2 separate regions of the Homo sapiens genome follow, and region 2 is linked to region 1. A link is a loop called in an ENCODE intact Hi-C map of the cell type or tissue named here. Cell type or tissue: K562. All regions are shown on one strand.

Region 1 (8,000 bases):
TAATCTCTCCTTATCAGCACTACCTATTAGTGTTTCTAGATACAGTAAGGTGCTTACTAAATCTTGACCATAAATACAGAGGGAAAAAATGAATCTGGTTCATTTATTAGGGGAGATTCTATGTAGTGATAAATGAACAATTGGGTGAATGGTGGTACCACGTATTGAAATGTGGAAAGAAGGGGAAGAAATAGGTTGGAGGGATGAAAATCAAGATATTAGTTTGAGGTATGTTAAACTTGAGATACCTACTATACATCCAAGAGGAGGAGATGAGTCGGCAGTTCACTGTATAAGTCTAGAGCTTAGGTGACAGGTCAGGGCTGGAGATATAAATTTGAGAGTCATCAGCATATATGGATGATTTTCAAAACCATGACTCTTGAATGAGATCACCATGGCAGCAGAGATAGAGACAAGATAGTATTGCCTCGGGGCACTCAAACATTTAGGGTTAGGAAAACGAGGAAGATCAACAAAGAGGTTCTCTATTGTGTCCTAGAAACCAAGTGAAGAAAGTATTTCAAGGAGGAGGGAATACTTACATCAAATTCTATTGGAGAATTTAAAAAAAGAGACTTGAGAACTATTAGCTTTGGCAAAGTTGAGTTGGTGACTCTGATAAACACCTTTGCAGTGGGGCGGAAGGCATGTAGCCTACAGAGGGTTTAGGAGTCAAAAACGAGTAAAAAGAATAGAGAGAGTGAGTACAGAGAACTCTTCTGAGGACACTGCATAAAGAGGAGCATAGAAATAGAAAGGCAGCTTGAGAAGTGGGATAAGGGAAGGTGTTTTTGTTTTTAAGATGAAAGATGTGTTTGGGTGCTGATAAATGATCCAATACATTTTTTAAAATGATTAATATAAGAAGAGAGAGAGGGGAAATAAATGCAGGTGCAAAGTTAATGAGAGAGAAAGAGATCCAGGACAAATGCTGGCCACAGAAGTAGCAATGATTCATCCATTGTGACAGATGGGAATACAAGGGATATGGCAGTATAGATGCAGACAGATAGCAGATGCAATGGTGGAAAGATAAAGTTTTTTCTTAATTTCATGATGAAACAGGAAACAAAGTCAAGAAATGAGAGTGAGGAGAGGGCAGTAAGCATTGGAGGTGTGAAGAAAAGCTGTGAAATAGTCATCTTGGAGTTTGCTAAGGAACCGGTTGGGGCTGGTGGTCTTAAATTTAAAGTAGACTCGTCAAAATGGTTGTGTCATTTTCTCTTATCATGTTCAAGTGCTTGGTGGAGACCCAGAGTAGGAAGAAAGCTGGAGTTAGCCAGTTTGTTAGGTTTTGCCAGGTGAGTACGACTGAGGGAGCGCACAAGGTGCTAGTTAGAGATGTATGGAAAGGAGTGATTATAGTAATGAACCTCAGGTGGAATCTAGCCTGGGTAAGGAGAGAAGGCACAAGTGAGTGAAGAACAGTGGGAAAAAATGACAGACTGACAATCCTCCGAGGAAGAAAGAATGTTGGATTGAGGGTACTAAATAAGAGAAGGTGCTTGAAATTGGGATTTTAGAGGAGGCTAGTTTCAGGTATTGTTACAATCAAAGTCTTACACTTGTAGTCTAAGATATAATCTGAAAGTTTAAAAATCACCCTTATTTTTTCTTTTTCAACCCATACTCCAATCTATCAGCAAGTTCTGTGAGCTACTTTTAAGACATATTAAAATATTTAAAACATATCCCCAAGTATGAACTCTAACCACTACCATCCTACTCCAAACATGCAACATCAGTTATCTTTTGGACTTGTCTCCTTGCATCCATTTGTGCTCCACTATGTCAATCTTACAAATAGTAGCCAGGATATCTTTAAGCATAAATAAGGTCACATCACTTCCCCTCTTAAAACACTCCAATATCTTCTCATCTCACTTAGAAGAGAATGGAAAGTCCTACACCGCCTGCTGTATCTGGCTCTTGTTACCTCTCTTTATCTACCACTCTCCCCCTTGCATATTGTGGCCTAGTCACACAGGCCTTCTTGCTTTTCCTTAAGTGTACCAAAGCATCCTCTTGTCTCAGGGATTGTGAACTTGTTCTCTCAGGGACATTCCTTTCCAATCATTCTCAGAGATACTCTTACTTTTCCACCTTTCTGTTCAAATGTCATCTCAGAGAGGTCCTCCCTTGTTCCCTTAAAGTGTCTCCTCTCTCTTAAAATGCTTTACCTTTCTTCAGAATGCTTATCACCACCTGCCATTATATTTTAAATTTGTTTACTTTTTGTCCCCCTCTCTACAAAATAAACTTCCCAAGGGGAAAGACTTCATCTGTTGTTCAATGCCCAAAACACAGCACACACAGCAGATCTCGGTAGCATTTGCTGAATGAATGACTCAAAAAATACACACTTCTTGATTAAGAAGATTTCAAAGATTAAGACTGAGTTTCTGATTATCTGAAACAAAATCATTGTGAGAAAATTCAATTAATTCTATGTTTAAAATGCACATAAAAAGACTAACTTTGCAATGTAATATGCATTAAGCAGTTACCTGATCTTTGAGAAATTTTCGGATGTTTCGATGGGCTCGGGAACATTCGGTTAATAAGCTGAGAACTGGAGTTAGACCCTCTCTATAGCTGCTTCCCTATAAAAAAAAAAACCATATGTTTTTGAAATACGTTAGTTTTGTTTCTAACAGTATTACTTTCCTTCATGTAACTGAGGATATCAATTTGTTTTTGAGGTGGGGACTTTTTTTTTTTTTTTTTTTTTGGGAGAGGGAGTCTCCCTCTGTTGCCCAGGCTGGAGTGCAGCGGCGCAATCTCGGCTCACTGCAAGCTCCACCTCCCGGGTTCACGCCATTCTCCTGCCTCAGCCTCCTGAGTAGCTGGGACTACAGGTGCCCACCACCACACCTGGCTAATTTTTTGTACTTTTAGTAGAGATGGGGTTTCACCATGTTAGCCAGGATGGTCTCGATCTCCTGACCTCGTGATCCACGAGGTGGGGACATCTTATGTTACCTAAGCTTACAAACTATTTTAAAAATTCTTTTCCTAAAAACATTTCCATTTTATCATCTTCATGTTTACTATTGCCTTTTTTGGTCCTTCCTGGATGTTCCTACATTTTCTAGGATTCCCATGGGCTTAGCCAAAGGGCTTGAATGAAGCAAAATTTTGGTGACTGGACTATGCTACCTTGCTGCCTTTTAATACAGATACCTGACAAAGTGAGTGATAGACCAGAGAATGTATAAACAGCTCACAACAAATGGGAAATTGACAAGGTCTTCTTTTTTCTTTTTTTTGGGAAGATGTCTTTTAGGTATTATGAAGAGTATTTAGCAAGTTTTTGGGGGGATATTTTTTATTTCTAGGACTCACAAAGTAACAAAATGGAACAGTAATTACTTTTTCCTTTGTTTTCAAGCACTAGTCATAATTTTGGTGTTGCATGAACATAATTTTCAGCATTAAACAAATAAATTAACATGGCTTCAGCAATTTATCATATATTGTAATAAACTGCTTTCCAAAGTAAAAACAATTATGCAGCACATCAGTCAGAAAAAAAGCTTAGATTTAAAAATCATGCTCTGTGATGTGTGTCTGTATGTATGGCACATTTACATTCTTTGGAAGCATCTTCCCAGGGCTTCCATTTTATCAGCCTTACCTTGTCTATTCTCTTCTCCATAAAATTCAGTAAAACATGAATGGCCTCCATATTCATACCATTGTATACCATGGTATTGTTTTTCAAAACTGTTTCTTTCTCAGCTGTTTTATTACTGGGCAGTTCATCTAGAGTCGTTGCCTCTTGGGCTGTTTCTTCATGGGTTAACGGACAAATGAGAACATCCAAACAAGAGACTGGAACATTGCTTAAAAGGTTGACTGCATTGCTGAAAAGCAATTAAAAAAATACAATATTTTAACTTGATTGAATAGTCCTTTAAAATGCAAACATAATAAGAAGTTCAAAAGTGACTTTTAAGAGTCAATTAAAATATTTCTTTTCCAAAAATGAGCCATTATGGACACTTGACACTTACTATGAGATAGGAAATAAAAAACTGTTTCAAATATATGTTGTACAAATTAGAAAAAAAACAAATGTTGAATAGACAGACACAATCACATGATGTCATGTCACTTTCTGAAATGCTAAAATAGGAATTAGTGAGCTTTAATGCCAGCTCCTTAATTTTATTATGGCAACAATGCTAGCTTTGCATTTCTTCCCTGGGATTTTAAATCCTTTTGTGGATCCACTGGTGTTTTATTATTCCTTAGATTACAACATAAAGCATTTGAGAAACACTGAAAATAAGCAGCTTATCAGTAGCAACAACAATAAACCAAATATGGTAGAATTAAGTTTTATTCTTTCTAAATGTAGAAAATACAATTTAAAAATCATCCCAATTTTTGTAAGACATATGCAGAAAAAGGGAAATGGAGTTTTTTCTCTCTTTCTTATCATCAGGTCTCTAAATGAAGTTAATATAGCTATTTCTAATCTCTAGCCCCTAGGCCTTTCAGCTGTGTATTAATGAATACACGAGACTGGGATGCACACCAGTAGGGGGAACCCAAACCTTATATTTTTGGCATTCCCTAAAAACCTTGTTCTGTTGTTCAGTGTACAAAAGATTAAAATGACACTAACAATTTCAAAATTAGATATGTTCTCAACAAACATATTTTCTTCCATGAGTTATTTCATATTCTTTCATCTAAAAGGAGTGGTGGTGTTCTGGGCTAACTGGCTCTTATATGCCTGTGCCTTAGAACTTCCTGATCAACAATGGAAAGACAGGCATTTTATTTCCTAGTGACAGAGAAGCAGATCTAAAAATAACCACATCCTGACTAAAAATAAACTCCTGCAAATGCAATTTAAAAGTCCAACCACTTGGAAACCAAATTTAGAGCTTAATCTATCTGATACTATCTTAATTTAGACCAGTAGCTCCTTCTACTTTAGATTATAGTGACACCCTAAAAAATAAAGCAAAACAAACAGAAAAACAAAGAAATAGAAATACAAAAATTTTTCTTTCCTCTACCCTGAATTGTGCTCCACTTCCCCAAGAATGAATATTTCCTTTCTTTTTATATTATGGAAAAATAAAAACCAGTAACAAGTCAGTTGAAAAGTTAGACAATGCAGAACAGAAAGTGGTAATGTATAGGGCATCAAAAAAATGAATCAAGAGCAAAAAATAATTTAACAAGTCATATGAATAAATGGTTCCTAGTAAAATACAAGTTATTTGATTGCCCTCACTAAAACCAAATACTGCTGCTGCTACTGGTGTTATGCACAAAATCTCTATATTTGGTTATTGGTAAATAATCAAAGGTGGCTGAAATATAAGCTTTCCCCAAAACTTTCTCTTAAAACTTTTTTTTGCAAATATCTGTAGTTTATCTTATCTATAGTTCAGAACGTTTTGCTTCTATCTTAAGCACTTAGAAATTGTTACTAAATAATACCATAGATTCATTGAGAATAAAAGGGGGGAAATAACTCTACCTTAGAATTATTTTCAAAAACTGTATACAAGCCATTCTGAAATGTTATGATTTTTTCCCTAAACATCAGGCAATAGGCTCTTAAATACACTGACCGTATGATGCTCTGAACCTACCAGAGACCAGATTGAAAAGTTTCAGATGGGTCATTTCATTACAAAGGAATGTTTCCCCTTTAAATTCGTTTAAAGTAAGCAGTTTCCAGGAATTCAGTAAATTTAAGAAACCAAATGTAGAGTTTGATTCAACAAATATTTGGAGGTTTTAGGCTTTTCAAGAAAAGTTCCCATTTTCTTATTTCTTATTTAACAACTTGGTTTCCAAACAACTACAAAATTAATTTTTCTGGCTCACTGTGTTTGAGCTATTCTTTTTAAGTAAGGAAGGCCAGCTTTTTGAGCTCTGTCACTTCTCTGACAGTTTTATTTGTGGTAGAAGAGTGTATGAAATTCTCCAGCTACCAGGAAGTCAGTGACTATGCACAGATCTGCACAATAGTGTTTGCATTCCTACTCCAGGGGGTAGAAATACTGTGTATATTACACTCCCCTTTTCAGCTTCCTAGAGATCATTAATCACTGAGACATGACATCCTCCCGCTCATGCTCCCAGCCCCCTCCTGATATGCAGATTCAAAAGCAAGACCTATTTAGAACTCCTTAATGCCCTGATTAAAGCCTTGTCAGTTGTGGGAGAGGAAAGGCAATCTAAAATCTAGTCCTCTGTGAATCGCTGGACAAAAACATGAAATTACACTGAAGAACATGATATGGCACACGTAGATCCATAGCTGTTAATAAATCTTGCTGGTCAAATGTATCTTCTTTATATTTGGGGCTTACATATCTTTTTTCAAGGCTGTAAAGTCTATGTAAACGAATCTTAAAATCTCCAAAAGATTTTCCTTTTGCCCTCTTTATTCATTAAAAAAAATTGTTTTTGAGATAGAGTCTCTTGCCCAGGCCAGAGTGCAGTGGCATGATCATGGCTCACTGCAGCCTTGACTTCCCGGGCTCAAATGATCCTCCCACCTCAGCCTCCTGAGTAGCTGGGACCACACGCACACGCCACCATGCCCCTTGCTAATTTTTTAATTTTTAGTAGAGACAAGGTCTCACTATGCTCCCCAAGCTGGTCTCAAACTCCTGGGCTCAAGCAATCTTCCTGCCATGGCTTCCCAAAGTGCTGGAATTACAGGCGTGAGCCACTGCACCCAAACCCCTCAAAATCTTTGAAAAGTATTTTTTTCTTTTGTGGTAAGAGCACTTAACGTAAGACCTATTCCCTTAGCAACATTCTAAGTATACAATACAGTATTGCTAACTATAGGCTCTGCTACACAGGAGATCTCCAGACCTTATCTTGCATAACTAAAACTTTGTATCTTTTGACTGACACCTCCCCATTTACTCCTCTCCCCAGCCCCAGATAACCACTATTCTACTATCTAGTTCTACAAGCTTCACTATTTTAAACTCCTCATAAAAGTGGGATCATGGAGTATTTGTCCTGTGCCTGGTTTATTTCACTTATCATAATGCCCTCCAGATCCACCCATGTTGTTCCAAGTGATGGGATTTCCTTCTTTTTTTAAAGGCTGAATAATACTCTACTGATTCTGCTCTGTGTGTGTATACATATATACGCACATTTTATCCATTCATCTGACTGATAGACATTTAGGTTGTTTCAGTATCTTGGCTATTGTGAACAGTGCTGTAAGGACCATGTGATGAAAATGCAGATATCTCTGTGAAACAGTGATTTTATTTCCTTTGGATATACTCCCAGAAGCGTGATTGCTGAATCAAATAATTCTATTTTTCATCTTTTGAGAAAACTCCACACTGTTTTCCATAATGGCTATACTAATTTACATTCCCACCAACAGTGTAAAAAGATTTCCTTTTCTTCACATCCTTACCATCGATTATCTTTTGTTTTTTGAGGTTTTTTTTTTTTTTTTGGAATAACCCTTCTAACAAGGTATGAGGTGATACTGAGGTTTTGATTTGCATTAGTGATGTTAAGTACCTTTTCATGTACCTGTTGTCTGTTTGCATGTCTTCGTTGGTTAAATGTCTATTCAGGTTCTTTGCCCATTTTAAAATCAGGTTTTTTTTTTGGCTATTAAGAGTTTTTTAATAGGTTTTAGATATTAACCTCTTGAGGTATATGGATTGAAAATACTTTCTCCCATTTCTTAAGCTGCCTTTTCATTTTGTTGACTGTTTCCTTTGCTGTGCAGAAGTTTTCTAGTTTCATGTAATTCTACTTGTCTATATTTGCTTTTGTTGCCTGTGCTTTTGGTGTCATACCCAAGAAATCATTGCCAAGACCAATGTCCGTAAGCTTTTTCTCTCACGTCTCCTGCTCCTGCTCCTCCTGCTCCTCCTCCCTCTTTTTTTTTTTTTTTTGACAGGGTATTGTTCTGTTGCTTAGGTTAGAATGCAGTAGTGTGATCACAGCTCATTACAGCCTCAACCTCTCAAGTT
Region 2 (8,000 bases), 240 kb after region 1:
TTTTTTTTTTAACCACATAAGGCATGGAAAAGTATAACATATCAAAGGCGATTTTCCAAATAAAGCAAAATTCAACACACATTTATTTTGTGCCTTCCAGATGCAAGAAGCTGTGCTAAAGAGAAGCTGTAGCGGCCAGGTGTGGTGGCTCACACCTGTAATCCCAGCACTTTGGGAGGCTGAGGCGGGCTGATCACCGGAGGTCAGGAGTTCAAGACCAGCCTGGCCAACATGGCGAAACCCCGTCTCTACTAAAAATACAAAAATTAGCCGGGTGTGGGCAGCACACGCCTGTAATCCCAGCTACGCAGGAGGCTGAGGCAGGAGAATCACTTGAACCCTGGAGGCAGAGGTTGCAGTGAGCCGAGATTGCACCACTGCACTCCAGCCTGGGTGACAGAGTGAGACTCCATTCTCAAAAAAAAAAAAAAAAAAAAAAGAGAGAGAAGCTGTAGTGATATAAACATGAATAAGACTGGCTTCTGCCCTCTAGTTACCAAGTAGAAAGTAAGGCACGTGCTACTCCCTGAGCTCATGAGAGTGGGACCCTGTCATTTTTGTCCATCATCTCACACCCAGTGGCTGGCGCTGTGGCTGGCTCCATAGATGTCGCACAATAAATGCATGCTTTTTCTAAAAACTTTATTAAGCTCCTATTGTGTGGCAGGTACCATAGAAGCCATTTTCACATATGTTGTCTAAATTGGGACCAGAACAACATTACATGTTATGTTTTCATATCTCTATTTATAGATATGGAAAGTTAGGCTTGAAGCAAAAGTTCTAAAAGGAAGGCAGACTGTGATCAATGCTGCAATACTGGTACTGAGTTCTGGGGACTGCATGGGACATAGGAGAAAGAGAGTTCAGTTCATACTGGGATAACTTCCTATTCCCAATTGCCTCATTCTTGATCTATAAAAATCATCTGACCTGTTAGTAAGGACCAAGCTTGTGCTAAGTGCCCAACGGGATTTGCCTACAGCCGTGAGCAGAGGCTCCTGGGCTGTGAAGCATCCCTTCCCCTGATTCATCTGGGATTATGGGCAGAAAGGAGGAGGCAGATAATGCCTATGGATTTTCACTTTCAGGGAGTTCAGCCCACATACCTTAGAGGAAGATCTTTATGCCTCTGCACTTTGGACTGAAGATTTGGAAACCCCAATGTGAAGTTATTTTCTCGGGTACATATAATGAGGTTGAGCAGAGCCATATATAGTTATCATGTTTTCTACAAGGCTTCATTCTCTTTACAGCAGCAAAGAATAACCCAGAAGTAGCCGCATCAGGGACATGGCACGTCCAAGGCAGTTCAAGGTTCAGAGTGGTGCCTCACAAACCCATATTGACCTGGCAGGGAGGGCCTATTAAGACGGTTATCAAGAGCCAGGTAATCCTTGAAGTTTATAGCACACACTGACAGCAACCTCTTAGATTATCCCTGCATCCATTTATTCATTTTCCAATAATTATCAAGTGCCTTCGATGTTCAAACAGAGGGGATGAACAAAAGCTATTCAACAGGACACACATATATTACACAGGATATCTCTGGTGGACTAGCGTCTCAAGACCTAAAAGTATCTTGGGTTTTTTTGTTTATTCCATTTCTTTAAATCACTTATTTTTCCCACCCTTAACATGTAAGTTCGAATGACCTTGTCTATCTTGTTCAGTACCTTGTCCCCAAGAGCCTAGTACAGTACTGGGCACATAGCTGTAGCGATGCTTGTGATGAAGAAAAGTAAAGGAAGAAAAGAATAGAGAATGAGAGACAAGGAGGGGGGATTCTCCACCAGAAAGGCCTCTGGGAAGAAAGAGCCTATGAGCAGACACTGAGTTTAGTGAGGGAGCAAGGTTTCCCAAGATTCAGAGAGAGGGGACCACAAGGGCGAAGGTTACCCCCAACCCCAGGAAAGATCATGCTTGACTTGTTTGAGGAATGGCAAGAAGGCTCAGGTGGCTGATGCAGAGTGACTGACGGGGAGGTGGTGCAACATGAAAGAGAAGACAGAGACGGGCTTGGGAGAATGTGGGGTTTGGAGCTCAAATCTGACTGGATTTCAAATCCCAGCCTGGCCACTTACTAGTTATGTAACATTGGGATGGTTCCTAAATTGTCCTAAATTCCTACCTACCTGATTTCTTCAAAGATTAACTGGAATTATAAAGGTAAGGCACTTAGTGTGTTTGGCTTTAAGGGCCATAGAAAAATGAGGAAGGCATGGTTTCTATCCACCAGGAACTCACGGCTGAGTGACAGGGACAGATGCCTAATGGTGATGTCTGGCATTTATTGAGTAACCTCCAGGGCTGGTTGCCCCGCTCCACATGCTTCATCTCTGTTGCTCGCAGCAACTGAAGCAGAGACTTGACTAACTTTGATTTGCAAGAATGAAACTCAGATCCAGAGAAGCTAGTTGATGGCTGAGCTAGGTCAGGTCTGCCTGACTCCGAGGCTGGGGTGCACTCACTGCCCTCATGCCCACACTGCCCACACTGCCTCTACAAGCAAGCAGGTACCAGGAGTGTTTGGTATTATAATAAGATGCTGTGGGGCATAGAGAGGAGAGCTTCCATGGAGAGGAAAGCCTGGCTGCTTCACAGAGGGGGTGGCATTTCAGCTGGTCCTTAAAGGATTCAGCACCTGCCAGACCAAGGAGGGAAGCAGGGCATTTCAGGCAGGAGGGCTGCCTTCAGGACAAAGGCACAAAGCTGTGAAAGGCCTGGTGGTTCTGGGAAAGGTGAAGAGTTCGCCGACCTGTGACTCCCAGTGGTGGGAGACAGGTGGAAGAGTCCGTTAGGAGCAGATTGCAAAGGCCTTGCCCGCCGGGCCCACCAGGCCGCGAAGCCTGCAGGCAGCTGGGAGCCAGCCGTGGTGTTCAAGCAGTGGAGAAGTGAACACGCTGAGTTTTGTTCCTGAGGCACTGGATGAGAACAGGGAGGTCCTGACTTATGCAATACCTGCAGAAAACGCTGCCTGACTTAAAAAGTGTCACCGGGATTTAATAGAGGCCATTATTCACACTATATCAACAGTCTCTCAGGGCACTGTGCTGAGGCCTATTTTAGGAAATTGCAGCTCCAGAAACGCTACATAAAAGAGTTGACATGCCACACTCACAGCTACCAAGGCGGGCCTGGCCCCAGTTCCCCCTGAGGGTGCCAGGCCCACCCCAGTCTCCTGTCCCTGGGCCCTGGTCATTACCAGTGGAACGGCGCCGTCGAGGCCTGGTCCTGTCGCCTCCCGCACCAGGGTGGGCTCTCCTTTTGATCATTCTGTCTCAGCCCCTTTCTGTCTCTCTCCTGGCTCCCTGCCGGTGGCAGTGGCGACACACAGGAGTTTGGAGAAGCCCAGGAAGCCAGCAGCTGTGGCCTCTCCAGGGGGTGGCTCAGGTCAGTGGGTTGCCATGGCAACGCCACAGGTCCTGCCCCAGGGGCTGCTGGGTTCCAGGAAGGGGCCCTGCCCTGCCTCTGCTTTCATTCCTTCCCTCATTTACCAAATATTGATTTAGAACCTACTGTTTGACAGGCTCTGAGCAGCTAGTGATCAACATGGCAGACAAGGTCTCTGCTCTCAGAGAGCTTATATTCTGTGGCGGAGACAGAGACAAATTAGCAAGAAGACAGCAGAAAGTGAGTGTTATGAAGAAAATAAAGCCATAGAATGGGAGATCAAGAGAGGTGGGGGTGCTTTTTGGGCAGTGGGGACACTGAAGGCCTCTCTGAGGAGGTGATGTTGGAGTGCAAGGGCCTGGGTGGGCTTGGGTGTGTGAGGAGGAGCCAGGAGGCCAGCATGACGAAGCGGGAGGTGGGGAGAGCAGCAGGAAATGAGGTAGAAAGTTGGGAAGAATCCAAAGTATGTAGGGACTCGCAGACCCTCCTAGGAACTTCACATTTATTCCAAGTGCGCTAAGAAGCTATTGGAGGACTTTAAACAGGTGATGCGGACTGCACTGGCTCAGAAAGGGTAACCCACATTCATTCATCCCTGTCTGCATTTGGCAACTATTTATGGGATACCATGCACCAGGGGCTGGCTACACAGGAGGGACACAGCCTCGATAGACAGTTCTTTTTGGAAGATTAGAGTTTAGTGTGGTCAACTATAAATAATCATACAAACAGAGATGCAATTACCAAGAGTGCCACGCGAGAGAAAAAAAGGGGGGTTGGGTCTAATCTGGGGGAGTTAGGAAGCTTCTTGGAGGAAGCAGCATTAAACTGGCAGCTAAAGAATGCGAAGGCATGAACCAGGTAGAGAGGGAGGAAGCGTGTTCCTGGCAGAAGGAACAGCATGTGCGAAGTTCTTGAAGCAGGCAGAAGAAAGATGCTTTCAAGAAACTGACAAGCAGCCTGAGCATGACTACACACATTGATTCAGGTATCAACACGTGTTTCCTGATATTATCCTGCTTGATGAGCACTTTATGAGATGCTATAGGAGATGCACATACATAAGCCTTGCTTCTGTACTCAATGCTGGGTTAAGGAGTCTAGATTGTATTCAGTAGGTGGTTGAGAAGCTCATAAAGTTTTTGAGTAGAGTGGGGCATAAGCAAAGCAGTTCTGTGGGCAGCTCCATCTGGTGCTGCTAAACATATTTTAGAGGGGAGAGAATGGAAGAGGAGGCCACGGAGTAAGGGTGACCGTATCCCTTATCATCCAAACCTGAACATTTTGAGATTGAAAAGCAATATTATTAATAATTTTGCCAGGATCACATGCATAAACCAGGATTGAGCCAGGCAAACCGAGACTTACTTGTCCCCCTCTGTAGGAGGCCGCTAGAGGCTCATTATGTCTTAGAGACCTGAACTGGAGGGATGAAGTAATTTGTTTAAAAAAAAAGAATGTAGTGGAGAAAAGATAAGAACTCTTTCCAGTTAACTGTGTTCACTCCCCAGCCAATCCATGTGATCACTGGCTCTATGTCTCCTCCTCATCAGCTGGAGTCTCAATCACAATAGGACACAGGTGAGCCTGAGATGACGCTAATATCATTCTCCTGGAATATGGCTTCCCAACACAAGCACCATCACCTTCATCATCATCATCATCATCATCATCATCATCATCATCACAGCGATGACTTGCCCAAGATCACACAGTTGTTAAGCTGCTGAGCAGGGATTTGAATCTGACTCGAACCTAACTACTCACCTGTGGTTATATACTCGTAATTATATATACATTAAAGTCTCATTGTGAATTCTAAGCTGTGTCTAACATAACACCAATTGTACAATAGGTGCTCAATAATGTGGCTGCCCTTTCCCACTTTAGGGAAACTCAATATGTAAAACTCTAAAGTGGGCAAGGAAATTAACTAAGGGTCATTGCCTGCAATGTACAAGAAAAAAAAAAAAACAACGAGGAGGAAAAAAAAAAGAACGAGGAAACTCCCAACGATGCACAAATGCCGTTTGTTCAGAGATCATGAACTCACCAAGAGTCTTCAGAAACTAGAGAAAATTCAACCTAAGGTGTTCAGTGCCATCTCCTGTTGAAGATAAATTCAATGTAAAAGCAGATCTCGGCTCTGAAAATATCCCTGGGAACACTAGCATTAATGTACATTATTGCATAACCAGGTTGTAAAAATTTCATTTTCCCTCAACTTCTGGGGAAGGGTGTACCTACTACTACTTAATGTTAGCAGACTTTTTTCTTTGTTTCTATTTCTACTATAACAATATTATTAAAACATAAAATTAGGAAAAGAATCATTGAGGCCAAGGCTACTCGCTCTGCACGGCATCTGATATTATTCCATCCTTGACATCATTGCCTTTTCTACTTTTGGGTTTTTATTTTATTTTTACCTCTCCTGCTCTGTTTGGGGATGTGAATTCCCCCAAAAGCTCAGGAGCCAGGCACTCCTGGCTACAGAAGCCAAATAGATTTTAACCCAGCCTGAACTTTTGAGGTAAGCCACCAAAACACCCTTCTCCTAGGCAAAATGCTTTTTTCTTTCCTGTAAGTCTACTGCAGAAATTACATTTTAAAATATTGAAAAGAGAAACATATTTTCCCACAATCCCACCACTCTAACCCGGTAACTACCTTTCTTTTCTTTTTTTGTGTGTGTTGGTCGCAAGTCTCATATCTATAAGTGCACGTAAGAGAACTGTAACTCTAGCAAACATAGCATTTCCATTCGTTTTTCTCTTAATGTTCTATTATTATGCAGATTTTTCCTAGGTCACTACAGTCTTCATATTCATCATTGTTTGAAAGATGCCAAACGTTCCATTGAGCAAGTGTTTCCATTTTCCATAATGTTTCAATAAACGACTTGGTGCATATCATTTTTTCTTTGTTTTGAATCATTTCCTGAGAGTCACTTAGAAGAAGGAAAAGTTACCAGGTGGGATTAGTGACTAATTACCAATGAATTTTCTGAATTCTAGGCTTAATACTTACTAGCGCAATGAATCAAGGCAAATTAACTTCTTCAAACCTCAGTGTCTCCTTATGCATAATACGGATAATAATAATCTGTCTACCTCATCTTAATAGTGTGAGATTTAGGTGAACAAATGCACAGAAAGCACATAGAATACTACCTGGACCAGAGCAAGTTCTAGCCACACAGAAAAACCGTAATCCCAATAGTTTGTTTTTGACAGAGGCACCCTTTTTCCTCTTTTTCTTTTTTATTTTTGCACCCCCATCCCAACCACCTTTTTTTAGAGATGGGATCTTGCTCTGTTGCCTAGGCTGGGATGCAGTGGCACCATCATAGCTCACCACAGCCTCAAATTCCAGGGTTCAAGTGATTCTCTCACCTCAGCCTTCCAAAGCACTGGGATTATAGGTTTCAGCCACCACACCTGGCCATGTTATTGTTTTTAATGTCAGTATAATAGTTAAGACCATGGACTGGCGAGCCAAACTGCTAGATTCAATTCTGACTTCTTTGCTCTGTGACCTTAAGGCAAGGGACTCAACCTCCTTGAGCCTTCGGTTCTTCATCTGTAAAACGGAGTAGTATCAGTAACAGCTCACAGGGTTTATGTAAGAATTGAGTTAATAAGGCACATCAGGTGCCTACATGATTTAAGCATTGTATGTCTTAGCGAATGTATCAGGCCCACCTCTAAGGCATCCCACCTTAGTCTGTACCTGAAATCACCTTTCCTGTTTGATTCTTGGATCTCCCAATACAATTAAAAGAACTTGGCCTTGGACGCCAGAAAGACACTAATTCTAATCCTCCCCTTACAATTGACTAAGTAAGCTCTGCAACCCTGGGCAAATTACTTAACCTCATGGGCCTCAATTTCCTTCCTATTAAAAAAAAAAACTACCCCATGAGGTTATTATGAGGATTAGAAGAAATAATATAAGCTCCTTAAGTGCTGATTGTACTTTATTCACCCACTATTCGTTGTATTTAGGACAGCCCTTGGCCCAGAATAGCAGATCAATAGAAGTGGAGGAAAGGACAGAAAGGAGGGAGGGAAAGAAATGAATGAATGAAGCACTCACACTGTGCCTAGCACATAGTAAGGGATCCAAAGAGTGTTAGTTAATCTGTAATTTATCAGGTACAAACAAGTTTGTAATTTATCAGGCACAAACAAGTTTGCAGGGGCCCTTGGGCCAGGCTTCCTAGAAAGTAAGGAAAGAGATGCAGCATCCTTTGTAATATTAAAAATGGATTGATTTATATATTAAATAAACATTTATTAAGCACTAACTATGTGCAAGCCACTCTAGCAGATGCTATGTACTGTGCTAAACACAGATAAAAATTACACAGGCAAAACTCTTGAAAAAGGAAAAGCTCCAAATAACCATATAAAATCGGAATGAAAAATACACTTTCTTATAAGTTTTTAATTGAGATATAGGTGGCCTGGTTTAAACAAAGCAGGATCAGCTTTGGAACAACAAACCTCAGTTTGGATACTCAGTTGCTGTACAGACCAATGCATGTGACCGAATCTTACTGGTTTTACCAGGTGTACAATGGGAATGAATGATCCTTCCAA

Evidence for each region. A loop is a pair of places that touch in the nucleus more often than their neighbours do. Peaks named below come from ENCODE experiments on the same cell type or tissue, not always from the same donor. Only the 100,000 strongest peaks of a DNase experiment are listed, where the experiment ranks them.
Region 2: it touches region 1 in a loop (2.3-fold over the local background); 3 of 110 quality-filtered maps call a loop at or near these places.

The regions. Positions count from the first base shown.
Region 1 is chr12:106,838,458-106,846,457 of GRCh38, reverse strand. It overlaps RIC8B (RIC8 guanine nucleotide exchange factor B), which reads right to left. Exons shown (of 10, transcript NM_001330145.2): 5 at 3,641-3,869; 6 at 2,511-2,606. Among named protein-coding and RNA genes, the nearest start is that of RIC8B, 68 kb to the right of the region's middle. In K562, a CTCF peak has its summit at 4,554 (motif pointing right); DNase peaks (open chromatin) are centred at 4,537 and 6,057; H3K4me3 peaks cover 397 bases.
Region 2 is chr12:106,596,555-106,604,554 of GRCh38, reverse strand. All of the region lies in intron 1 of RFX4 (regulatory factor X4), which reads right to left. All of the region lies in intron 1 of LOC100287944 (a long non-coding RNA gene), which reads left to right. Among named protein-coding and RNA genes, the nearest start is that of RFX4, 18 kb to the right of the region's middle. RefSeq lists a silencer at 3,230-3,524. In K562, no CTCF peak of the experiment used is centred here; a DNase peak (open chromatin) is centred at 3,414; H3K27me3 peaks cover 2,618 bases.